2 separate regions of the Mus musculus genome follow, and region 1 is linked to region 2. Evidence: chromatin loops called from intact Hi-C (ENCODE). Cell type or tissue: left cerebral cortex. All regions are shown on one strand. Each heading gives the region's core, and the rest is flanking DNA. Links, peaks and the distances in the headings are about the cores only. Region 1 overlaps Kif3c (kinesin family member 3C). Region 2 holds the start of Rab10os (RAB10, member RAS oncogene family, opposite strand).

Region 1 (8,332 bases), core at 10-8,009, 150 kb before region 2:
CTATGGCTGGGTCAAGTCTGGGCACGGGGTCTCACACCCTCATATATATCCCAGAACTGGGGAGGCAGAAAGTCAGGAGTTCAAAGCCAGCCTTAGCTACATGCTACATTCAGGGCCATCCAGGGCTATAGAGTGAGAGGCTAACTTAAATAAATAAATAAATAAGTAAATAAATGCCAGAAGTTTCTCAGAGTTGAACAGGGTAGCATGTGCCTGTAGTACCAGCTGTTTGAGGAGCTAAGGGAGGAGAGTCCTTTCAGACCAGGAGTTGGGGACCAGCCTGAGCAATGGACTAAGACTGGTCTTTATGCTTCCTTTTTTTTCTTTCTCTTTTTGTTTTTTGTTTTTGTTTTGTTTTGTTTTTTTGTTTGTTTTGTTTTTCGAGACAGGGTTTCTCTGTGTAGCCCTGGCTGTCCTGGAACTAACTTTGTAGACCAGGCTGGCCTCAAACCTAGAAATCTGCCTGCCTCTGCCTCCCGAGTGCTGGGATCAAAGGCGTGCGCCGCTACGCCTGGCTAAGACTGGTTTTTAAAACAAAGTCAAGCCCAACCATTTTCTCGTGTGACAAAGTAGACACCAAAGTAGACACTCAGTGCCTATCACTGAGTTTAACCTCTATCCCTAGAAGCAAAACAAGGGAGAAATTAAACAGGCACACTCACAAACCAGCATAATCCACCAACTCTAACCAAAATATGAAGGTAAAAGAGACAGAAAGAAGAAAAGACTTCCCAAATAAGCTGACATAGCCATGTTCAAACATTGTCCCATGGTAACAATGACCCCTTGCTTTGGAGAGCGGCCTGGGCGGGGTGATCCTTGTGGCTGTCATCAAGGGAGGGTGGCTGCTTCTAACAAAAGCTGTTTCCTAAGGGACAGCCCAGCCTTAGGTAATTTGTTTCAAACAATGTCTCTCCACTCAGTGCAGTCTTCAGTGTTCTCATCCCAGAGTATCCCAGGCCTCAGCAAAGCAAAACAGCCCACAACTTGAACAATGCTTTAGTGGTGAGAGACAGAGCTTTTGTGTTTTCAGCCCTGCGTGAGTCATGTTTTGTGAGTTGTGGGAGATGTCTGGGAAGGAAAGGAGGGAGGGTCCTTCCACCGCCTCAGATTCCAGAGCACCCTCTTCTCACAGAAACCCATGTTCAAGGCCTTCCCCTCCCCCAAGCTCCAGTTGTGAAAGTAGAGATCAAGGGGACAGATGTAGTCTGGGAGATGGGGGGTGGCCACCACTCCCCTCCGCCACCAGCCCACCCCCTGGCTTCTCTGTGAACTCTCAGTCTCAGCTAGGGTTTGCAGGAGGAACTATTTTCTTTATTCCAACACTAACAACTTTCAGATATTAAAAAGAAACAAGGAGTGGGGTCTGGGAAGGCAGCTTGGTAGTTAAGAACACCGGCCACTGCTCCTCCCGAGGAGTCCTAGCACCAACACAGTGGCTCACGAGGGATCCTGTGCCACCTTCTGGCCTTTGTAGCCACCAAGAAAGCACGTGATGCACAGACATACAGGCAGGCAGAGCCCGCATGCACATAAAACATAAAGTTAAACTAAAGAGAAAAAATAATTTTTTAATTTTAAAGAATTGCCTCAAATAGATGAGGTTGCACATTCCTGCAATCCCAGCCCTGGGAAGCCTAAGACAGAGGAGCAAGGCTAGCCTGGGCTACATAGTGAGACCCTGACTCAACTAAGTATGCTGGCTCATGCCTGTAATCCCAGATTTGGGAGGTGGAAGCAGGAGGATCAGGAGTTCAAGGACAGCCTCAAGTACATAAAAAGGGCAAAAGGGGCAGGTACAACCTGCCTTCATGAGTGCTTACCTCAAACTCACATACAAACATACACAGACACACACAAAGCATGTACACACTCATCCACACACACACACACAAAGTATGCACACACTCATACACACACTCATACACACACACACACACTCATCCACACACACAAAGTATGCACACACTCATCCACACACACACACACTCATCCACACACAGAGCATGAACACACTCATACACACACACACACACACACACACACACAAATCACACACACTCTCATCCACACACAGAGCATGCACACACTCATACACACACTCACACACACACACACACACACACACACACACACACACACACACACAAATCATGCACTTGTGCTTTGGCCTGGCAAGCTGAGTTCAATCCCTGGGACCCACATGGTAGAGAGACTCAACTTCTGTAAGTTGTCCTCTGACATCAAATGAACGCTGGGTCAAGCTCACCTATCTCCCAACACACAGCTAAATGCAATAAAAACTTAAATAAAAATTTAAGAAGGAAAGTGACTAGTTGGCAATTAAAAAAATAAAATAAAGTATGTTTTTAAAATAAAATTAAGTTAGAATGCAAAGAAATGGGTCTCATGGTGGAACTGTCATACGTACATGTCATATGCTGTCCCCATTTGTTTCCTTTCCTCAATTAAACAGGGCACATGTCACACATACAAGTAACCTCAGCATTCCTGAGGCAGGGATCTGGAGGACTGAACTCAGGAGTTCAAAGCCAGCCTGAACTACACAGTGAATTTCAGGCCAGCCTTGGCTACATTGCATGACTCTTGTCTCAAGGAAAAAAACAAAAACAAATATCCCTTCTCAATTGCAGATTAAACAGGCATTTAAATGTAATAATGATCTCAGGGCTAGGGGAAGGGAAACATCTGTAAATTATATAATTAGGGAACTGGAAAAAGTGAATATAACCTATAAATAGAATTAAATTCTCTCAGTATGAAACTTCCTAAAAATAACCATTGTATGTGGTAATGGAAGATAATGTTTTGCTTTGCTTTGCTTGTGAGATAGGATCTCTATATACAGCCCTGGGCTGGCCTGAACTTTGCTAGACCAAGCTGGACTCAAACTCACAGAAATCCTGCCTGTGCTTCCCCAGTGCTGGGATTAAAAATGTACACTAGCAGACCTGTCCCAAACGGTTGTATGCACTTAGACACTACCAACCTCATACTAGCTTCGATCCCAGCTCTGGGGAGGATCCTGCCCTGCCGTGGAAGTAGCGTCCCTAGGTTACAGAGAGTAAAGAATCTCCAGAGAAGTACTATCCTTCCATCATTATATACAGATTTGGTCCCACTGCAAGAGGCACTCCGTCCGCTTTGTATGGTCCGCCTCGTTCTACGCAGCTACCAGCAGAGGGCGCTGCACACCCAGCTAACTGATGCAGCTGCACATCATGTGCAGACTTCAAGCTCTCCAGGGTAGAAACAGTTGGAATTGCTGAACACCCAGCTGAGAAGCTAGAAAGACTGCAGCAGGCCTCTATGGTGCCCAGTCATGACACTTCTCCATCTTTCCCTCTGGACCACAAGCTCAGAAATGTCTGACTTAACTTCTGCCTGTATTCTTACACAGCAGAGCTGAGCAAATATTAACAACTGTTGCTAATTTCTGGCAACCAACACAAGCCCATGCATGTATCCACCGGAACTAACCACTGGGGACAGAAGCGCTTCCCACCACAAGCCCCTCCCCTTACAGGCTCCTTTTCCATCCTGACCACTTCCTTCATGGTGATCCATACAGGATAGATCCTGGCAAAACTCATCCATGTGCACCTCTTAATCCACTCCCCAAGACCCGACCTGGAACAGGGTCTCAAGCCCCTCACCACTCATGACCCTGGGAGAGGCTTGCAAGTCCCTAGGTCCCGACAGACGGCCACTGGAACTCACACTCCAGCTGGCACCAGTGGCTGGAACCTCCACTGCTCCTCCTCACAGTCCAGGAAAAGGCGGTTCATGATCTTGTTCTTCTCCTCAGGGGGGATGAAGTTCTCAATGATGAGGTACCTGGGGGTGGGTACAAGGCAGAAATGGAGGGAGGGAGGGAGGGAGGGAGAGATCTCAGAGATCACAGAGGGAACGGGGGGGTGGGGGTGGAGGTAACAAGGGTGGAAGGGATGCCATTGCCACACAATAATGGAACTTGAAGACCACAGCTTCTAATGCAAAGACTGTGGGCCCAGGGCCCTAGGGGTTATTTTCCACTAGCACTCAGCAGACACTCTGACAGAGGGAGGTGGAGCCATCAAACCAGGCTGAGGAAGTAGAACAACTTAAGAGCTGGTCTAGCTCATGAGCTCCAGGTTCAGTGAGAGACCCAGTCTCCAAAATCATCATCGTCAATGTCAACCCATGGCCCCCATATTTGAATCACAGGTGTGCATATACATACACCTTAGACCCAAAACAAGAAGACGCACAAGCCTGCCTACATGTGCTAACCCAGTAACTGGGAAGCTGAGGCAGGAAGACAGCTGAGCCTCAAGACAGCTTGAGCTACAGAGTGGGAGGACCCTGTCTCAAACAAACAAACAAACAAACAAACAAACAAAAACCCAACCCAACCAGAAATGCAAACAAGGGGGGAAGAATGGACATGTGAGTGCTTAGTCAAAATATGGCTGTCCGAAGAGTCTCTTACAGAAGCCCTGAGGGATGGGGGAGACTGTGGGGACCCAGAACCAGAAGAGGAGCCAGCCCTACTTGAGCTTTAGTTCCCGGGTCTGCTCATTCTGCGCCTCCTCCAGGTCCTGCCGCACGCGGATGTACTCTTCGTGTTGGTCCTGGATCTCGGCCTTCACCGCCTGTAGCTTGGCATAGAGCTGTACATGCACAAGTGTGACTCAGCGGAGTTCAGTCAGGCACAAGTGTGACTCAGCAGAGTTCAGTCAGGCCCGTCACCCAGCCTGGGCTTCCTGCTCTGAACTCAGAATGGCTGCCTAGCCCTATGACTCCGTCAGGATGGGCTATCTCAAGGGCAGCCACTGTCCTCCCCGTGACTCAGTCCCTCCCACTCACTGGGACTCACCAATATCTCTCTCTCTCTCTCTCTGTATCATCAAGTGTTCAAACTGAAAGAGAACTGATGGAATGCATGCTAGCCTGACATTTTCTTTCTCCCTTTTAAAAAAAAATTATTTATTTATTTATTTTTAGTTATATGAGTATGCTGTAGCTGTCTTCAGACACACCAGTAGAGTGTGCATTGGATCCCATTACAGGTGGTTGTGAATCACCATGAGGGAATTGAACTCAGGACCTCTGGAAGAGCAGTCAGTGCTCTTAACCACTGAGCCATCTCTCCAGCCCGACATCCTCTTTCTACAGGTGAGGAAAATAAGATGTAGACTAACTAAAAGGTCATAAGGTCATAACTGAATAAAGAAAGAATAGAGCCAGGCCAGATGGTGGTGGCCCACACCTTTAGTCCCAGACCTTGGGAGGCAGAAGCAGGTGAGTATATTGAGTCCGAGGCCAGCCTTATCTACTGTGTGAATTCTAGGACAGCCAGGGCTACATGGAGAAACCAGTGCCAATTTGAAAAACCAAAAAATTAAATAAATATAGACAAACTAAAAAGGATGGAACCATGTCTCATTTTGGAGATCCACGGTTAGCGTTGGAGGTAGAATGAGTTGAGAAGGTAACCTACTCAAAAGTAAGGGCATGAGAGCCGGCAATGGCTTTCCCATTTCCCTCCTAACCGCTGAGTGCTGTACTAGTAACTGCTTTAAGGACTGGGCCTGGTCAGCTCGAAGTGGCCACAATAATAATCCTGGGGCCTCCCAGGGCTCGTTCCTGAGTCCACACTGGAACTTCCTACCCTAGGCCCATCTCAAGTCACAAATGTCCATGACTTCTGCAGGATCCGGGTGAGCAGATTCTTGTCCCTTGGTGTGGCGTGTAGGACCTTGTCTTCCTCCCTGGACGCAAGTTTCCATAGCCACACCGCATTCCCTGACCCAGCTACCAAAACTAGGATTCACTGGTGACTCCCAGTGTAGAGAAGTTAGCCAGGACCATGAGGATGACCACACAGTACACTGCAAGTGACACCCTGGCACCAGATGCCTGCCTCCTGGCTGTCTCCCCACCCCACAGTCCAAGCTCAGAGGTTGAACTTTGGGGAGGGGCCTTTGAGGCCCACCCTCTTAGGCAGCGGCCTGTTTACCCGCTGCGCATCTTACCTTCTTGAGTTTCTTGGTTTTAACTTCCACCTCCTGCTGCAGGGATGAGTAGGTACCACGTAGCTCCATGGTTTCTTCATCGCGGAGCAGCATCTCCTGCTGCATTTCCCGTTCACGGCGTTTCTAGGGCAAGGCAGAGCAAGGGGGTCACAAGGGAAAACCACGCCCACTGGGGAAGGCTACCGGAGCACACGGGCTGGCTCGATCTGCCTGTTGTAGCACCTGGCTTGTTCGTGGACACAGACCCATTTTTTTCAGACCCTGTGAATACAGCTTTTTCAGGTATGGGCCTGTGTGCATGGAGGCCCCAGCCCTAAGAGCCGGCATACCTTGGGGGCATTACCGGTAGCATCATAGTTGACTGGTAACTAACTTGATGACTTAGGAAACAGCCATACAGGCAATGAATCTGCAGGGGAATCTACCACTTCCTCTCACCCAAAGAGAGACCCCGAGCTGGTACACCCAGGGAAACCAAGCAAGGTAGTGCGGGTTTTGCATTATAATTCCCGGATTCCCAGTCCAACAGGGCTTACGCACCAGCCTATCCAACACATGACCCCAAGGCCGTATGCCTCAGAGAACCGGAAGCCAGCAGCCTTACCTGTTCCGCAATCTCCTGTCGCTTCAGTTCCAACATCTTCTGTTGCTCGTTGGTGTGATCCATGATGTTCCGCCCCCCAATGAGTAGCTTGCTTTCCATGGCCTGAGAACACAAGGAGGGGCAGGGTCAGAGACCGGACTGGCAAAGGGCCATAGGATCTCAATTTTGGACTTTGTGTTTGTTGGTCGCAGGGTCTAACCTTAAACCTTCTCTGCAGTGGAGAACAGCAGTGCTAGCATTACAATCGCGTTCTAGCACATAACTTTATTGGTTTCATTGTTTTGTTTTCGGGTTTGGTTTGTTTGTTTTTTGTTTTTGTTTTTGTTTTTCAGTCAGCATTTATCTGTGTAACAGCACTGGCTGTCCTGGATCCTGCTTTATAGACCAGGCTGGCCTTGAACTCACAGAGATGGGCCTGCCTCCACCTTCCCATTTCTGGGATTAAAGGTGTGTGCCACCATACATGGCCCTTCCCTTGGTTTTCTGAGAAAGAATCTCACTATGTAATGTTGGCTAGCCTGGTACTTACACTGTAGGCCAGGCTAGCCTGGAACTTGTGGCAATCCTCCTGTTTCTGCCATCTGAGTGCTGGGATTGCAGGTATGTATTATCATGCCTATTGACAGTTTAAGATGCTCAGCCCAACTGTGGTAAGATCCACCTTTAACCCCAGCATTCGGGAGGCAGAGGCAGGTGGATCTCTGTGAGTGTTAAGGTTAGCCTTTAATCCCAGCACTTGGGAGGCAGAGGCAGGTAGATTTCTGAGTTCGAGGCCAGCCTGGTCTACAGAGTGAGTTCCAGGACAGCCAGGGCTACACAGAGAAACCCTGTCTCAAAAAACAAAAACAAAACAAAACAAAATACAAAACAAAACAAAAAGGCCAGCCTAGTCTAAAGAGCAAGTTCTAGGACAGCCAGGGCTTCACAGAGAAACCCTGTCTTAGAGAGAGAGAGAGAAACAGTGTGTGTCTCTCTTCTTCCCTCCCTCCCTCCCTCCCTCCCTCCCTGCCTCCCTCTCTTCCTCCCTCCCTCCCATTATGTAAAGTAGCCAGGGATAGCCTTGAACCTCTGATTTTCCTGCTTCCACTCCATAAGTCCATTCTAAGCAGGACCACAGAGCAGAGACTCCATCCCTTTTCCCTTTGATCCTTTTAGGAGAAGACATAAAGCATATCCATATGGATGGAGCCTTGTAGCCATTGGTGGGAACGGAGTTTTCCCCTCCAGCCCCTAGAGCTGGGGCACAAAGCTCCCATTGTGGACAGGATCCTTAAGGATGAAAAGAAGAGAGAAGCCCTTTGGGAATATAAGGCACCTGATCTCTGCTATGGATACAAGAAGCGGCTGGGTCACCATGCCTGCGAGGAGGGTGGGTGGCAATCTATTCCTGGCAGCCAAGCCCCAGATGGCATGCAGCAGGAGGAGAAACGGCAGTCACTGGGCAGTCCAGCCCTGTACTGAGTTCCTGACTCGGGAAGACAGCTCATCACCGGGCAGCAGGAAACCTTGGTCTAATCTTGGGCTGCTAAGGAAATTAGAACAACACAAGGGAGAGATTCCATAGCAACAGGGGACAAAATGAGGCCCCAGAGGCTGTATCAGCTTTAGACACCACCTAAAAGGTTCCCGCTCTGCCAACTAAGCGGGAGGCACAGTCAGGGTCTCGGTTCTCACATCGGCAGCATCACAG
Region 2 (8,332 bases), core at 125-8,124:
GTACAGCAAGCTCAGATACCAGGCACACATATACACATGTGCAGCAGCCTCACATACAAGGCACACATGTTCACATGTACAGCAGCAGCACACTCAGGCACACATGTATACATGTGCTGCAGCAGCACACACGAGACATACGTGTACACATTTGCAGCAGCATCATACACAAGGCACACGTGTACACATGTAGAGTCGCATCAAACACTGGTCACACATGTAATGTAGTTTAAAAACAAGGTAGACATATCCAGCGGCATCCCCCAACAGACGCATATGAACACATGTGAAGCAGCATCAGACAACAGGCATACATATACACAGGGGAAACAGCATCACTCACCTGGCACACATGTGTACATGTGAAGTAGCTTCACACAACAAGCACACATGTGCATCCGCATCACACACCAGTCACAATGCACTGGCATCACACACCAGGTACACATGTATACATGTACAGCATCATCTCACACCTGGATCACATGTAAAGTGGCATCACACACCAGGCAAACATGAGGCATACATGTACATCCCACACCCAGCACACATGTACACATATTCTGCAGCATCACAGACCAGGCATATACGTACACATGTAGAGCAGCAGCACATCACTTCCTGAGCCCATGACATTACTTCCCATCACCCCCACTCTGACCTCACTTCCTGCTGCCCTCTCCACAGCGATGTCACTTCCTGTCTCTGGCAGCTGCCCTTGCAAGCTTGCGGCTAAAGTGGTTGAGTGGGAAGCCCGCTGCATTGATGACGTCACCAATTTGCCCTCTACCAGCATCACTCCCCACGCATGGATGGCGGAGGCCCCAGGCCTTGTCCCTGTTGGGTCAGGGTCATGGTGGGATTACATGGTGACTTCGAGGTTGCTGGGGTCATGGGGAGGTCAGGGATCACCTTGGGGTTGTGGGGTCACACCGGGGTCAGCGGTAGGTCAGGGGTCACGTCGAGGTCACAGCACTCAAGGGGGATCGATCACTAGTTTATGTTAATTTATGCAAAGTGACTCTGGTCATGCAAATGAGGTCATGTGACGTCACTTCGCTGGTGCAGCTGACAGCCATGGAAGCTTCCCCCTTGCCCATGAAGATTTATGCAAATTTATGCAAAGTCATACAGACAGAAAGCATGACGCCATGCAAATCCACCCAGAGCATCACTGTGTTATCATTCAGGTTTATGCAAATTTATGCAAATTCACAGAGGAAGCCACCAAAGTCACCTCAGCTCATGCAAACCTACTTCAAAGAAGCTGATGTATGCAAATTCATGCAAAACCCACAAAAAACGCATGCAGAGCACAACTATGACATCATTTTGGTTTATGCTAATTTGCCCAAGACGTCACACACAAATCTATGCAAATTTGTCCTGAGAGAACTGGTGTTAACTTATACAAATTTATTCAAATGAGCCCAAAATATGCAAAATCATGCAAATGTATGCAGCCCCCATCCCCTCAATCTATTATCCCAGAACCACTTGGTAGAGTCTCAGACAGGGCGTGGGCAGTGTCATGTGCAGGCAGGGGGCAGGGCCTCACCATCCTTCGCTGGTGTGCTGTTGTCCAAGTAGTCGTGGATCAGCTCCTCCTACAGTAGAGAGAAAGTCACTTCCTGGGCAGGGCCTGCGGGGAAAGGGGGCAGGGTCAGGCGATGGGGTGGGGCCTTGGGGGTCAGGGGCAGGGCCTGGGTGACTCATTTGGCCTAAACTTCCTGGGGTGGGGGTGGTACTTCCTGTCAGGGCCTCAGACAGGAAGTCCCACCTCATACAGGAAGTTCCACCCCCACACACTGATGATGTCATCTAACCCCATCCCCAACATAAAAGACCCACCTCCAGGTTATGACCCTGCAGAAAGTAAGTTATGGCATAGACAGGAAGCTCCCTCCCCAATGACGTCACCCCAGGCCCCGCCCCACAAAGTAACGCTCCCCCCCGCCCCCCCCACTGCCAACATTGACCCTGTGAACCTGCCCACAACACTCTGCTCACCTCCGTGGATGCCCCAGGTGAAGATGGCTACCCTCATGATGACGCTGTGCTGCTCTGCTTCCTGCTCAGCCTGGGGGATGGGACGGGGTCACAGGGGTCAGGGTTCATCCAGGCCATGCCCACCAAACCACCATGCCCATCACTTCTTGACTATGCCCACCACTTCCAGTCCCACTTTTCACTTCCTGTTTTCTCCTATGATGTCACTTTCTGTTCTGCCTGCTCCGTCCCCAGAAGGCCCCACTCACCTGTACAGCACCCCCCATGGCGTCCTCCTGGTCCTTTGACTTCTCCAGGATCAGCCCCTCCAAGGCCTGTGGGTCAGTGGTGGGGTCATCACAAGGGGTGGAGTCAGGGGCGGGGTCAGTGAGGTCACCTGAATAGATTTGCACAAATTTGCATGACAGGAAGTAAGCAGGCAGGGCCTGAGGTGATGGGCGGGACAGGAAGTGGAGGGCATGGCCAGGCACAGTGGGCTTGGCTGGAAGTGTGCAATGGCGTTGGGAAGTGGGCGGGGATAAGATGAAAAGGGTCGAGGCCTGCAATGGGTGTGGAAGGGGCAGGGCCACACACCACCACAGGGTCAAGGTCTCTGGGTCTTCCTGGGGGAGGGACGGGTGGAGCTGGAAGTGACATCATACCAGACTTCCTGGCAGCCCCTCACAGAAGCCCCACCCACAAGTCAGAAATCCTGAAAATGACATCACTTCCAGTGGGCCTGGCCCCACCCACCATCCTGATGTCTTGCCCATAAAGCTCCCAAAAAGCAGGAAGTGACATCACTTGTGGTTGGTGTGGTGACCTCATTTCCCCGCTCCATCATCCCCAGAACCCACCCTCTTCTCCCAAACTCAGAACTGCAATCATGATGCCACTTACAGTGGGTATGGCCACCAACAGACCACGCCCATCTTCCTAAAAAGATGAAAGTAGCTACCCTGAGGCCCCTTCCCACTGACCTTTGTGCCCCCCCCCCCTCGCGGCAAAGTACTGGAGGCAGGGCCAGGTGGCCTTGCTCAGCATCTCGGGGAAGGCAGGATGGACGACCATGAAGGCCAGGCCCTGGGGTGGGGGGAAGGGGTGAATGGGTGGGGTCAGACACGCGTCAAGGCCCTGCCCACAATGACTCAATCACTCTTGGGCACACCCCCAGCCAGGACGTCAAGAGAATATATACAATATATACAAATGCGGGGGGGGGGGTGTCACAGGGTGATGACATCATCTGGACACGTGTCAATGGCAAGGAGGGAAACTGTGACATCATCTGAACTCAGGAAAAGCCATAACGTCATGCAGTTTTATGCAAATGCATGCAAATTTACATGACAAATACACGCAGAGTAAAGCCATAACATCGTTTATGTTTATGGAAATTTACTCAGGGGAGCTGTCATTATGCAAATTTATGCAAATTTTCATCATGCGAAACTGATGTCACATGAGCGTATGCAAATTCCCAACGTACACGATATGCTAATTTATACAGGTCAGGGGAGGTTATATAAACCTGGGTAGAACAAAACCAAGCAGCCATTCAAATTCACTCAAATTCATGCAAACGAGCAGCAATGAAACTTAGACCCCATGCAAATCTATGTCTCTTGCAGGAGCTTAGTTAAGACCCCGCCCCAGGCCCCTGTCACTCACGCTCAGCCACTCCCAGCCCTCGCTCAGGCTCCGTCCCTGGCCTGTCTGTCAGTGCCTCTTGGGAAAAAACAGGTCACTCACCTGAAGCTACGTCCACATGCCACTCCGCTAGTCGCTGTCAATCCCGTGGGGACCAAGTGTCACTCACGTGAAACCCCGCCGACATGTCTCGCACAGCGAACCCCAGGATCTCCTTCCGCCGCGAGGAGGCGCTCGCCAGGACGACGCGGTGCCAGCGCAGGCACGTGCGGGGTGATGTCACAGCGACATCTGGGCGGGGAGTGATGACGTCGAACGGGTCGCCTGTGGTTCTGCGGTTCGCCGAAAGGTCAGGAGCTGAACCGGTGACGTCGCTGGAGTCGCCGGGGATTGGGGCGGGGGGGGGGTAACGGTGGTTGCGGCGGGGAAACCGGAAATCGGTCGCGCTGCTCCGAAAGGGAAAACCGGGTTCGGCGAAGAGAGGAACTGCACATCCGCTGTTTGCTTGTCCGCTTCTGATCAGCGGAACCCGGAACTGGAAGTCTTCAATGTCACGCTGCCGCTCCGAGTTCTCGTGAGATTTACAATGCGGTAGAAGGACTCACTTCCTGTTGGAACGGAGGAACTTCCTGTCTGGAAGTTAGGGTTCAAGCATGCTGGGAGTTGCAGTTATTTCCTGCTTTAGGCATGACTTCCTGTTTGCCATAGGAAGTGACGCCACAGTAGCCCCGAGTTTCACTGGGAGGCACGCTGGGAGGTGTAGTTCCTACCTGTACATCTCCGGGTCTAACCTCCCAGGAACGTACCGTATTAATACGCTGCCCTGTCACCGGGTCGAAGCGCCCGCATGCCCGGCCTCCCCTCACCGTGGCCGCTTCACCGCAGGCAAATCCATATCCTTTGACACCAACCGGAGCGGATGCAGTAACCATCTCACCTGTGATGCAGTGACCATCCCAAGGGAGATGTAATGACTCTTACCTGAGATGCAGTAACCATCTCACCTGAGATGCAGTGACGATCCCAACTGTGATGCAGTGACCATCCCACATGAGATGTAGTGAGCATGCCACTTGAGATGTATTGACAGTGATTATCCTACCTGAGATACAGTGACCATCCACCTGAGATGCAGTGACCATCTCACCTTTGATGCAGTGAACATTCTACCTGAGTGATTCTTACATGAGATGCAGTGTCCATGCCACCTGAGATGTTGTAACCATTCCACCTAGGATGCAGTGACTATGCCATCTGAAATGTAGTGACCATCCCAGGTGAGATGGGATGATAATCCCACCTGTGATGCAGTTGACTATCCCACCTGAGATGTAGTGACCATCCCACCTGAGATGAAGTGACCACTTGAGATGTGATCGTCTCTCCTGAGATGAAGTCACCATCTTACCTGAGATACAGTGAAAATCCCACATGGGATGCAATGACTATCCAACCTGAGATGTAGAGAGTCGTCTTAACAGAAATGCAGTGACCATCCACCTAAGATTCAGTGACTATCCCACGTGTGAAGTTGTGACCATCCCAAGTGAGATGGGATGACAATCCCACTAGTGATGCAGTGACTGTCCCACCTGAGATGCAGTGACCATGCCACCTGAGATGTTGTGACTATCTCACGTGAGATACTATGACAATCCCACCTGTGATGCAGTGACCACCCCACCTGAGATGTAGTATCCATCCCTCCTGAGATGCAGTGACCATCTTACCTGAGATGCAGTGAACATCCCACATGGGATGCAGTGACCACCCCATCTGAGAGATGTAGTGAGTCTTACCAGAGAATCAGTGACCATCCCACTTGAGATGTTTTGACCATCCCACTTGGGATGCAATGACCATGCCACCTGAGATATAGTTACCATCCCACCTGTGATGCAGTGACTATCCCACCTGTGATGCAGTGACAATTCCAACTTTGATGCAGTGACCATTCCACCTGAGATGCAGTGACCATCCCATCTGTGATGTAGTGACCAGGTGTACTAGTAATTAGACACATTAGAATTCATTATAACTCTTTTTATTCAAAGAAAACAAGACATTTTCACTTAATTGATGTGAATTTCTAAATGCAATAAGGATCTTATTGTATGTTCTTTAGTTGTATACACTGCATTTCATTATCTTGATGTATTTTCATAAGCACATTATGAAGAAACCTGTACAAGGTGTTATAGCAGGAAGAAAAGTGATTTAACACAGAAAAGAGTTAATCTTGACTGCCTGAGAGTTCTACTCTGTGCTAGTAACAATAATAGTGTATTTTTTTAGTGTACAGGTGTATTAGTAATTAGACAAATTAGAATACATTAAAATTGTGCTTATTCATAGAAAACAAGACATTTTTGCTCAATTGATGTGAATATTTATGATAAGAAGGACCTTGTACTGGCTAGTTTTGTGTCAACTTGACACAGCTGGAGTGATCACAGAGAAAGGAGCTTCAGTTGAGGAAATGCCTCCATGAGATCCAACTGTAAGGCATTTTTTCAATTAGTGATCAAGGGGGAAAGGCCCCTTGTGGGTGGGGCCATCTCTGGGCTGGTAGTCTTGGTTCTATAAGAGATCAGGCTAAGCAAGCCAGGGGAAGCAAGCCAGTAAAGAACATCCCTCCATGGCCTCTGCATCAGCTTCTGCTTCCTGACTGCCTGAGTTCCAGTCCTGACGTCCTTTGGTGATGAACAGCAGTATGGAAGTGTAAGCGGAATAAACCCTTTCCTCCCCAATTTGCTTCTTGGTCATGATGTTTGTGCAGGAATAGAAACCCTAAGACAGATCTTATTGAATGTTATTTCCTTTAGTTGGCTGCACTGTATTTCATTATCTTGACGTATTTTCATAAGCACATTATAAAGAAAACTGTACAAGGCTTTATAGAAAGAAGAAGAGTTTTTTTTTTTTTTTAATACAGATTCTACAGAAAAGAGAGTTAACCTTGAATGCCTGAGAGTTCTACTCTTTGCTAGTTATAACAACAGTGTATTTTTTTAGAGTTCAGGTGTATTAGTAAGCAGACACATTAGAGTATATTATAGCTGTATTTATATGAAGACATTTTTGCTCAATTGACGCAAATTTCTAAATGTGAAAAGAAGGATCTTAGTAAATGGTATTTCCTTTAGTTGGGTAGACTGCATTTCATTATCTTGATGTATTTTCATATGCACATTATAAAGTAAACTCTACAAGGTTTTATAGCAAGAAGAAGATTTTTTTTAACACAGAAGCAACAGAAAAGAGAGTTAATCTTGAATGCCTGAGAGTTCTACTCTGTGCTACTAACAACAATAGTGTATTTTTTTCGTGTCCAGGTGTATTAGTAATTAGACACATTAGAATACACTATAACTGTGTTCATATGAAGAAAAGACATTTTCACTCAAGTGTTATGAATTTCTAAATGGGACAAGAAGGATCTTATTGAATGTTATTTCTTTAATGGGCTACACTGTATGTAATTATCATAAAATATTTTCACATGTCCTTTGTAGGTGGGGAACCTTCTGCTCTGTGTTCAGGACCCATCCATATCTAAACATAAAAGCAATCTACAGCAAACCAGTAGCCAACACCAAAGTAAATGGAGAGAAGCTGGAAGCAATCCCACTAAAATCAGGGACTAGACAAGGCTGCCCACTTTCTCCCTACCTATTCAATATATTACTTGAAGTCCTAGCCAGAGCAATTCAACAGGAGGTGGTCAAGGGGATACAAATTGGAAAGGAAAAAGTCAAAATATCACTATTTGCAGATGATATGATAGTATATATAAGTGACCCTAAAAATTCCACCAGAGAACTCCTAAACCTGATAAACAGCTTCAGTGCAGTAGCTGATATAAAATTAACTCAAATCAATGGCCTTTCTCTACACAAAGGATAAACAGGCTGAGAAGGAAATTAGGGAAACAACATCTTTTACAGTAGTCACAAATAATATAAAATACCTTGGTGTGACTCTAACTAAGGAAGTGAAAGATCAGTGTGATAAGAACTTCAAGTCTGTGAAGAAAGAAATCAAAGAAGATCTCAGAAGATGGAAAGATTTCCCATGCTCATGGATTGGCAGGACCAATATAGTGAAAATGGCTATCTTGCCGAAAGCAATCTACAGATTCAATGCAATCCCCATCAAATTTTCAACTCAATTCTTCAACGAATTAGAAAGGGCAATTTGCAAATTCATCTGGAATAACAAAACCTAGGATAGCAAAAACTCTTTTCAATGATAAAAGAATCTCTGGTGGAATCACCATGCCTGACCTAAAGCTGTACTACAGAGCAATTGTGATAAAAACTGCATGGTACTGGTATAGCGACAGACAAGTAGACCAATAGAATAGAACTGAAGACCCAGAAATGAACCCACACACCTATGGTCACTTGATCTTTGACAAGGGAGCTAAAACCATCCAGTGGAAAAAAGACAGCATTTTCAACAAATGGTGCTGGCATAACTGGCAGTTATCATGTAGAAGAATGCAAATTGATCCATTCTTATCTCTTTGTACTAAGGTCAAGTCTATGTGGATCAAGGAACTCCACATAAAACCAGAGACACTGAAACTTATAGAGGAGAAAGTGGGAAAAATCCTCGAAGATATGGGCACAGGGGAAAATTTTCTGAATAGAACAGCAATGGCTTGTGCTGTAAGATTGAGAATTGACAA

Evidence for each region. Hi-C counts contacts between places; a loop is a spot of excess contacts. Peaks named below come from ENCODE experiments on the same cell type or tissue, not always from the same donor. Only the 100,000 strongest peaks of a DNase experiment are listed, where the experiment ranks them.
Region 1: a loop joins it to region 2, with 5 times the contacts of the local background. A loop is called at or near these places in 2 of 42 quality-filtered maps.

The regions. Positions count from the first base shown.
Region 1 is chr12:3,385,964-3,394,295 of GRCm38, reverse strand. It overlaps Kif3c (kinesin family member 3C), which reads right to left. Exons shown (of 8, transcript NM_008445.2): 2 at 6,643-6,744; 3 at 6,039-6,161; 4 at 4,555-4,673; 5 at 3,742-3,858. Among named protein-coding and RNA genes, the nearest start is that of I920046F24Rik, 25 kb to the right of the region's middle. In left cerebral cortex, for the core only: a CTCF peak has its summit at 3,197 (motif pointing right); DNase peaks (open chromatin) are centred at 916, 3,211 and 4,687; H3K27ac peaks cover 625 bases.
Region 2 is chr12:3,231,339-3,239,670 of GRCm38, reverse strand. Rab10os (RAB10, member RAS oncogene family, opposite strand) reads right to left here and starts at 3,880. Exons shown (of 7, transcript NR_015551.1): 1 at 3,742-3,880; 2 at 2,259-2,386; 3 at 2,011-2,080; 4 at 1,559-1,642. In left cerebral cortex, for the core only: a CTCF peak has its summit at 3,865; DNase peaks (open chromatin) are centred at 1,123, 2,432, 3,936, 4,280 and 1 more place; H3K4me3 peaks cover 1,714 bases; H3K27ac peaks cover 1,550 bases.